Regions from separate parts of the Homo sapiens genome. Here region 1 is linked to region 2. A link is a contact called in ENCODE Hi-C or POLR2A ChIA-PET data. All regions are on one chromosome and are shown on one strand. Each heading gives the region's core, a stretch centred on a gene start or an enhancer-like site at or near the end of the contact. The rest is flanking DNA. Distances are from core to core; before and after follow the strand shown.

Evidence for each region. Hi-C counts contacts between places; a loop is a spot of excess contacts on that map. ChIA-PET counts read pairs that join two places held with the same protein, here RNA polymerase II (POLR2A).
Region 1: a map of B cell shows a loop between it and region 2 (13-fold over the local background). The contact joins the enhancer-like site here to the promoter of UHRF1 in region 2. A Hi-C loop is called at or near these places in 1 of 168 maps with a recorded cell type or tissue (B cell). POLR2A ChIA-PET finds 5 or more read pairs at or near these places in 1 of 52 experiments (B cell).

The regions. Positions count from the first base shown.
Region 1 is chr19:8,192,357-8,197,188 of GRCh38, forward strand. No RefSeq gene overlaps it. Among named protein-coding and RNA genes, the nearest start is that of CERS4, 15 kb to the right of the region's middle. RefSeq lists enhancers at 1,500-1,589, 1,880-1,999, 2,440-2,489, 2,864-3,717, 3,100-3,199 and 1 more. Within about 2 kb of position 2,280, at least 16 of the 41 ENCODE cell types and tissues checked have a DNase peak (open chromatin) inside an H3K27ac peak, as active enhancers do; they include B cell, where a contact is called at or near this core.
Region 2 is chr19:4,908,023-4,912,844 of GRCh38, forward strand. UHRF1 (ubiquitin like with PHD and ring finger domains 1) reads left to right here and starts at 1,479. Exons shown (of 17, transcript NM_001048201.3): 1 at 1,479-1,633; 2 at 2,854-3,016. The coding sequence starts at 2,864. It also overlaps a transcript of ARRDC5 not described here. RefSeq lists an enhancer at 512-1,418 and silencers at 1,238-1,317, 1,818-2,337.

The sequences.
Region 1 (4,832 bases), core at 1,030-3,529, 3.3 Mb after region 2:
GAATTCCTGGGGCACACAACTAAGACTATGTTCCTTCCTGCTCTAAACTCTCCCATGGCTCCCTATTACCCCCAAGATTAGATCAAAGTCTTTATTGAGACTCCCAAGGACTTTCTCTACTTCAGCTCTGGTTGTCTTGCAGCCTGATCTCTACCTGCTCTTGCTGCTTCTCACATCATTAACCTTGGGCCCTGAAGGTGCAGCTTCCAACTTCTGGGCCTTTGCACCTGCAGTCAGCTTTGCATAATTGCCTGACTGCCCCTGGCACATTCTTGTTCTTTGAGATTCAGCTTGAATGCCTCTGCTCTGGGAAGCATCCCTCTCCTTCAGACCCTCCCTCCCACCCCTACCCGGATCTAGGGGCCCAGGAGGCTTTGGGCTGGGAAGATTAAGAAGACGATGATGAATAAGTTGGTTCTAGCAGTTCCTTCCTTCCTTCCTTTTTCCTTCGTTCTTTCTTTCTTTCTTTTTCTTCTTTCTTTCTTTCATTTTTCTTTTCCATTAAGCATTTAACCCCCTTGTACACAATTCACTCTTTTTAAAGAAAAAAACTGAGGCCGGGCACAGTGGCTCATGCCTGTACTCCCAGCACTTTGGGAGGCCGAGGTGGGTGAATCACAAGGTGAGGAGTTCAAGACCAGCCTGGCCAACATAGTGAAACCCCATCTCTACTAATAATACAAAAATTAGCCGGGCGTGGTGGCTTGTGCCTGTAGTCCCAGCTACTCGTGAGCCTGAGGCAGGAGAATCGCTTGAACCTGTGAGGCGGAGGTTGCAGCAAGCTGAGATCACGCCACTGTACACTAGCCTGGGCGACAGTGTGAGACCCAGTCTCAAAAAAAAAAAAAAGAAAGAAAAGAAAAAATTGAAATGTAAGGCTGTGTAAGATTTGTTTTGAAACTACACAGTGTCTTTTTTTTTTTTTGTACAGTTAATGCACTACTGAATGTGTCTTTAGATAGCCCTGTCCTGGTGGTATTTTCAACAGCCACTAACCTTGCCTGGTATAATATGGGGGTTGTAAATTGCAATGGAAATTTAAAGCAGGTTCTTGTTGGTGCACAGCACAAATTGGTTATATATGGGGATAGTAGGTTTTTTGGGTTTTTCGTTTTTTTTTTTTTTTTTTTAAGACTGAGTCTCGCTCTGTTGCCCAGGCTGGAGTGCAGTGGCATGATCTCAGCTCACTGCAGTCTCTGCCTCCCAGGTTCAAGCGATTCTCCTGCCTCAGCATCCTGAGTAGCTGGGATTACAGGCACCCGCCACCAAGCCCAGCTAATTTTTGTATTTTTGGTAGAGATGGGGTTTTCTCATGTTGGCCAGGCTAGTCTCAAACTCCTGACCTCAGGTGATCCGCCCACCTTGGCCTCCCAAAGTGCTGGGATTACAGGCACGAGCCTCCGTGCCTGGCCTAGGTTTCTTTTCTTTCTTTTTTCTTTTTTTTTTTTTTGTAGTCAGTGCACACATATCACACATACACTGGGGTTTTACAAAATAAGAGACAAAGCTCTGAGTCAAATGCAAAAGTTTAGATGCTCACTCCATGGTCCTTTCCTCCAGGGAAGTCCCCACTCCCTGAGCCACCCCAGGGGACTCCTGGGCTGGAAAGAACTGAGAAACCCCAGGCCTCTTGCTCCTCCAGAGTTGCAGGGGGACAAGGCAGAAACCCCAAAGGTCCCGAGACCCTGAGCTTGGACACTGCCCCTCTTTTCCTGCAGCCTCTTCCTGTGTCCCCAGCCCTGCACTCCCATCCCCTCCCCCAACTCTGCTGGCCCAGCCCTGGCCTCCCTCCCGCACTCATTTCCGGAGGATGCCCCAGCCTGTTGCAGACATGGGGGAAGTCCAGCCTAGTTGGGGATGTCACAAGGGGGTGGGGTTAGGGCTATTTCTTTTATTTTTTATTTTTTTATTTTTTTATTTTTTTTGAGATGGAGTCTCGCTCTGTCACCCAGGCTGGAGTGCAGTGGCACCATCTCGGCTCACTGCAACCTCTGCTTCCCGGGTTCAAGCAATTATCCTGCCTTAACCTCCCGAGTAGCTGGGATTACAGGCACACGCCGCCACGCCCGGCTAATTTTTTGTATTTTAGTAGAGATAGGGTTTCACCGTGTTGCCCAGGCTGGTATCGAACTCCTGAACTCAGGCAATCTGCCCACCTCAGCCTCCCAAAGTGCTAAGATTACAGGCATGAGCCACCGTGCCCAGTCAGGGCTGTCTTATGTCTAGTTCATACTCTAAATGTTCAGACTTGACATGCCCCAGCCTATCTCCAGCCACCCTCCTCCACCGCCCAGCCCGGCAGCCCACATCCTCACTGACACGGATATCAGGCAGGCTTCCTTCAAGACCGCTGTTTTTGCCCGTTCTCAACTAGAGCCCATAGCCTTGCTCAGACACACAGGCTTGGAAGGCCACTAACTCACTGCCAGACCTTGGGCAAGTCGCTCCACCTCCCTGATCCTGCCCTTCTGCATCTAAAAAGTGAAGTATTAAAGGAAAATGCATCTGTCTGCACGAAAGCAGAAACACAGCTCCTAGGTTCTGGTTCCAGCGGCTCACAGGCTGTGTGACTTTGGGCCAGTGTCCTAACCTCTCTGGGCTTCGGTTTCCTCACCTGTCAAAGAGGAATTAAGAGGACCCACCTCACAAGGCTGTTGCAGGATCAGATGAGTTCATTTCAAATAGTGTCTGCAGCCTGAGCAACTTAGTGGGACCCCATCTCTAACAAAATTTAAAATGTGGCATGAACCTGTAGTCCCAGCTACTTGGGAGGCTGAAGATGGCTTGAGCCTGAGAGCTGGAGGTTGCAGTGAGCTATGATTATGCCACTGTACTCCAGCCTGGGCAACAGAGTGAGACCCTGTCTTTTTTTTTTTTTTTTTTTTTTTTGTGACAGAGTCTCACTCTATCGCCCAGGCTGGAGTACAGTGGCATGAGAGATGAAACACACCCCAACCAGGTGTCTGCCTTGCAGCTGGGACTAGCTTCTCCCCATACTTCCTCCTGTCTTTACCCAAGGGGCCTTCAACTACCGTGCACCTCCCTTCTGAGCAGACACCAAGGACATCCTGTCTCCAGCCCAGACACACACTCTGAGCTTCCTCTATGTGCACCTCCCACAGCCCCCTGGAGATCTGCACCTTCTAACATCCAATGCCACATCTTCCCTCCAGATCTGCTTTCACCCTGTGCTCCCTGCCCAGAGATGGGCACCGAGCCAGGCCCGCCTGCCCAGCATAGTCCAGGCCTGGGGGGTAGACCTTCCCATCCTCTGCCTCCCCCTCCTCCCTTCCCTGGGTCCCCCAGACTCCAGACACCCTCATCTCGGAACCGGACTCTGTTTTGCTCCGTTCTCTCCACTCACCTCCCACCCTGCAGCCCTGGTCACTCTATTTTTTTTTTTTTTGAGACGGATTCTCGCTCTGTCACCCAGGCTGGAGTGCAGTGGCGCGATCTTGGCTCACTGCAAGCTCCGCCTCCCGGGTTCACACCATTCTCCTGCCTTAGCCTCCGGAGTAGCTGGGACTACAGGTGCCCACCACCACGCCTGGCTAATTTTTTGTATTTTTCCTAGAGACGGGGTGTCACCGTGTTAGCTAGGATGGTCTCGATCTCCTGACCTCGTGATCCACCCGCCTCAGCCTCCCAAAGTGCTGGGATTATAGGCATGAGCCACCACGCCTGGCTTAATTTTTATTTTTATTTTTTTGAGATGGAGTTTTGCTCTTGTTGCCCAGGCTGGACTGCAGTGGTGCGATCTCGGCTCACTGCAGTCTCCACCTCCCAGGTTCAACCAATTCTCTTGCCTCAGCCTCCCGAGTAGCTGGGATTACAGGAACCCTCCACCATGCCTGGCTAATTTTTGTATTTTTAGTAGAGAGGAGGTTTCACCATGTTGGCCAGGCTAGTCTCGAACTCCTGACCTCAAGTGATCTGCCTGCCTCGGCCTCCCAAAGTGTTGGGATTACAGGCATGAGCCACTGCACCTGGCCTTGTTGTTTTTTTGAGACAGGGTCACCCATGCTGGAATGCAGTGGTACCATCATAGCCCACTGCATCCTAGAACTGTGCTCAATCGATCCTCCCACTTCAGCCTCCCAAGTAGCTGGGGCCGAAAGCACGTGCCGCCAGGTCTGGTTTTGTTTGTTTGTTTTTGTAGAGATGGGGTCTCTATGTTGCCCAGGCTGGTCTCAAACTCCTGCCCTTAAGCAATCCTCCCACATTGGCTTCCCAAAGCATGGGAATTACAGGCATGAGCCACACTACACCGGCCCAACTTTTGTTTCAGTGGAGCCCCTTCTCTCCTCCACAGCTCCTCTTCACACTCACCCACCCCCTCAGCTGAGGGACACTTCCTCTTTGGGATCCTACTCATGCCTCGAACATCCTGTTCTCACCCACACCTCCCCATCAAACGCCCCCAGTACTGACCTGGATTGACCAAGGAGCCTGTTCATTAGCTTTGGCTCACTGATCCCAGAAAAGAAGCCCCCTCTAATTAAACACGCACGAAAACCCCAGAACAGAGGCAAAAAGCATTGATGGGAAAGAACTGTATCTTCTGGAAAGTACCAATATGACAATGAATCCATTCCATGCTGTAGTTAACAAGATGCGGGCTATAATGGAGATTACAAGCTAACTCTCAAAACCAAAAAAAGAAATAATTCATTGAAAGGTTTTTTTTTTGAAGGGAAGGCATTTTTTTCCTCTGCAAATTTGTATGCAATAGTTTACATTTAACTTTCCAGCATGATTCTAGAGAGTCAATTTTTGGAAAAATGAACACATTTAAAAAAAAATGCAGCCAGGCGCAGTGGCTCATGCCTGTA
Region 2 (4,822 bases), core at 229-2,728:
CATTGTAAAGCCTGCTTCCACTTTCCCATCTCCTTTGACTTTGACCTTTTGTATCCCTTTTTCACTTATTAGGACCTTTTAAGGACATTGTGCCCACCTGGATCACCCAGGAGACGCTCCCCAACTCAAAATCATTAACTGAATCACACCTGCAAAGTTGCAAAGTCCTTTTAGCTGTGTAAGGCACTGTATTCACAGATCCTGGGGGCGAGGACGTGGGGGTCTAGAGACGCATATCTTCGGGGGCCATGATCTGTCTCCTATATTAGGGACATAGCAGAAGTCCCACTGACCAGATAGAGGAGACTTAATAGAGTGACGAAGAAACTGTAAAAAGCTAAGTGGGAACTCAACATTTTTCTGCTCACAGCTCTCAAGGGAAAGACCAAAGTCCTCCCCGGTGGCCTTCAAGGTATTATATATCACCCCTCTGACCTCAACTCCCCCTCCCCTTTGCTCAGTGGGCCCCAACCACACCAGCCCCTTCCTGCTCCCTGGACACCTCTAAGCCTTTTCCGGCCTCTGGGTTTGACTTTCCCTCCTAGACCCATCTGTCCTTGGAGTCTCATCTCCGATTCCAGCTCAAATGTCATCTTCTCTGAGAGGCCCACCGCAGTGGCCCCAGTGAGAGAGTATCCTCTCTCCCCGCCTCCCACCACATGGCTGCTGGTCACTCTCCTATAAGGAATCATCTGAAATTATCTGCTTTAGTTATTCATTTCTTGCCTGTCTCCCCCAGATAGGAATTTTCCCTCCCTGAGACCACCAACTGGGTCTGCCATGTACACCGCTGGGTTCTGCAGCTCTGAGCAACCTGTCCGGCTGCTTTGTAGGTGCCCAGCACAGGTCACTCCTGTGCCCGCCAGGACTGGTCAGAGTGGAACAGACAGGGCGGAGGGGGCAGGGCAGCCCTGCCCGCCTGGACAGCCTGGAGAAGGCGGGAAAACGAGGCGGGAAAAGACAGCAAACAAGCCCTGCGGGTGGGTAGAGTGGGGAGCCCTGGCAGGCCCTGACGCCAGGCAGTGGGGCTTGGGGCGATCGGGCGAGCCATCAGGGTGCAGGTGGTCTCCTAGGGGCCCCCCACATTCCCTCGCAGTATTTACACATTGATTCCGGCCTTCTTAGACCTACTGGTCAATGCGTGCGAGTGGGGGGCTGCGAACGGACTTGGACTTAAGAGTTCAGGGGGTCTGTACCCTGGGGGTCCCCAAGGCTCCTGGGGTGTCCACGTGCGGGGGGTGACCAGGCCCTGCCACGCAGCCCCTTTGCACGCTGGGCGCGCCCAGCAGAGCGCGCAGGGCTGGGCGGAGCCGTGGCCCACTAGGCGGAGGCGCCGTGGACAGAGGCGGGGGCGCCCCCCACCCTCTTTCTCGCTTCCCGCCACTGCGTCGGCCAATCAGGAGGCAGGCGCCCGCCCCCGGCACGGCCTCCTGCGGCCCCGCAACTCCCAAATGCCGAGTTTTCGCGGGAAAAAAATCAGAGCAGCTGGCAGCGCGGCGGGCAGCGTTTGCCGAGCGGGCGCTCCGGGTCGCACGCAAGTCCGCGCGGGGTCCGGGCCACGCACGCGGTTTCATCGCCATCCCCAGCCGGGCCACGCGCGCAGGCAGACAAGCTGTTCGCGGCGACCGGAGAGGTGAGCGGGCGGGCCGGGTCGGGGTGCCAGCCCGGGCCGGGCGCACGGGGCTCGGGAACTTTGCAAAACTTTCCCGCGCGGCCAGCCCGGGCGCACGCATGTCCCGCACTCTGTCCCGGGATCCAGGGCCTCCCCTTCCACCTAACCCTCGGGAATCGTTCCCCGGCACACATCCGGCTGGAGCCGGGACCAGCGCTGCGTCCCCGGAGCCCGGCGGGGGGTCGAGCGCGCCGGGTGGGGGAGGGCCTGGCGAGCCGCCGGGGAGGATGTCAGGCTCCGCGCCTGCGCGCGGGGCGCCCCGCGATTCAATTGTCGCGCCCGAGCCCGATTTCGCGCGCCCTGAGTTCCCCGGGAGCATCTGGGCCAATGGGGAGCGAGCGGGGCGGGGCGGCCGGGTGCTGCGGAGCCAATAAGAGGCGGCTCAAGTGAAGGGGGGCGGGACTTGACGAGCGGGGGCCCCCTCTGTAGTCCCGGCGGCGGGGGTGGGCGTGGGCTCGCTGGCGCGACCCGCGCGGGCCAGTGGGAGTGCGGGAGGGACGCCGAGGGTCCAGGGTTTGGAGGGGCGCGAGCTGCCGGGGGTTGGAGGTCGAGGTGAGTCGCGGGGCGCGCGCGCTCGCGGGTGGCCGGGACGGGGCGGCCGGTTACCATGGCCACCGCGGGGCGGGCCCGGTCGCGCACGCGCGCGGGGGGGGCCGGCAAGGAGGGGGGGCGTGGGCACCGAGGGGTCCCGGGGTCCGCGGATCTCGGGTGGGGTTTTTCCCTCTCAGTGGCACTTGGTTGAGTTCCCCCGGGACTTCTGAAGTTCCGGCCCGCGCTGGACTTCTGGGATTCCCTCTTCCGTAAATAGGAATCCGAGGAATGAATGAATCAATGAATGAATGAATAAACGAACCAACTCGGCCACTTGGCCCGGGCCTCCTTTCTCCTCTGGTCGTGGGGAAGGAGGGATGGGTTGGACCTTCTGCTTTTCTTTCAATTCCCTCTTTTCATTCTCCTTCCTCCTCAATCTTCAACACTTGGCTAGTCGTTAATGCCTTAAGTGCTTAATTTGTTGTGTCTGGTCCTGGCCAGGGTCTGGCTGTACAGGAGGACTGGAAGGGCATCCTGGGAGTTTCCTGGTGTCCACAGGCCGGACAAAAGCAACCCCGACTCCTTAGAGCATGGCATGGCTCAGAGGTGCTGGTAAAACTGATGGGGGTTTTTGCTGTCCCTCCCCTCAGCGCCGACACCATGTGGATCCAGGTTCGGACCATGGACGGGAGGCAGACCCACACGGTGGACTCGCTGTCCAGGCTGACCAAGGTGGAGGAGCTGAGGCGGAAGATCCAGGAGCTGTTCCACGTGGAGCCAGGCCTGCAGAGGCTGTTCTACAGGGGCAAACAGGTACACCCGCCGCCAGCACCTTTGTTCTATGCCTGGTCCAGGCCTCGCGCCTCTGCAGCCACCAGCCGATACTTTCTCCCTCCCACCTCCCCCCCCAACAACCTCGTCCGGTCCCACTTCATCTCTCCCGGAAGGAGAAGTCCACAGAAACCTCAAATGCCTGCGAGAGGAAGGAACAAAGGGAGGACTCACAGATTGACACGCTGGGCTGGCGGCTGGCCCTCGAATCTATAGGGTCTGGGCTTTTAAACTTCTTTTTTCAAAGCTCCGCCTCAAAATAATGGCTAGAGAAAGAAGTTTTGGAGGTGGCCGATGGAAGGCTGAGGAATTTTCGAGAAAGGGCCCAGGACCATCTGGTAGCTAGGACGGAGGGGACCAGGTTTTCTTTTTTAAACATCCACCACCAATTGCTCTCAGCCTGTACCGGTTAAGCATCAGACCCTGCGAGTGTTTGTTTCTAAAAATTTGGATTAGCTTATTCAGAGTCTGGAGATGGCGCTTGCTAATCAGGAATTTCCGCCACCCTGAGCCTGCTGTGCTGCGGCTGCTGCTGACCTGGGGCGTGTGGTCCCCGAGGGGTCCACCGACCCTCGTCTCTTTCTCTGTTCTGTCTCCAGCCCCTCGTTGCATTTAAAATGTCCCCCTTTGATTTCATAGCTGCCACGTTTGGGGCGCTCCCTCCATTGGCACCTGGGGGTGGAGGTGCTACTTTGGTTGGTGTTTTTGTGGGGGACTGTGGGACCTACTGGGAGTGGGGTTTCCCGGCAGGATGAGACAGTGTGATCGAAGGTGTAGGTCCCATCTGCTGGAGTTGGTTGGACCGTGGGGACGGGCGTAGACTACTGGAACTGGATTAAAAGTCGTCAGTTGAGCTGCGTGTACCCCACTGTGTTGTTGTTGGATTTTGAACCGGGTACTGCTGCCATCTGGTGTCTAGGTTGGAAAATAAACACTGCGCCCGGCCAGGGGTTTTTGGGGGCTGGGAGGATCATGCCTGCTCACTCCAGATGAGACCTGATGATTAATTTCTCTGGCTTGCATGCCATAGGAGACCTTCATTAGCCCTCTTCCCGTAAGAGACGTGATGACTTGAGTCTTAAGAATCTGAGTTAACCCGCCCTGCCCCGGGAGGAGGCGATCTGGAGAACTTGGGGAGTTGACGGTGCAAGCCGCGTGTGTGCAGAGAAGAGGCAGGGCCGGGCTCGACAGAGGAGCTCCGCCTGGCGCTCTCTTCCTCCCTCCTCCTATGATGCGTGCTCCCTTTGTGGCATCCAAACTGATTTTGATTTGCCACTCAGCCTATTGGGTCAGCACAGAAGGCTTCATTTCACAAAGAGTTTCTGAAGCCTGCAAGGACCTTCTAAGTTCACAGCGTAGGTCAGTGGCGGGTTGGACTCTCATGCTCCCAAGTTCAGGAGAGGAGATAATGCTGAGTATCCACTCTATGCCAGCCACCGAGCTAGCATTTTAACTTTTGCATTTCAACCATGCAGGAATGGGAAAACACCTAGACACACCTGCCATGTAGATTTCACCATCGGTATTCTGACTTATTAGGTTTATCTTGAAGCGCTCTGTCTTTCTCTCTGCCCGCCAATCCATCTTTTTGGGATGCATTTCAAAGTAAGTTGCAGACACCAGTCCACCTTTCCCTTATTACTGCAGCACACCGTCAGTACCTAGAGCTCAGTATTTGTTTTTGGTTCTGTTTTCATTGATTTTTTTTGTTGTTGTTCCTATTTGAGACAGGATCTCACTCTGCCCAGGCTGTGTTGCAGTGGCACGATCACAGCTCACTATAGCCTC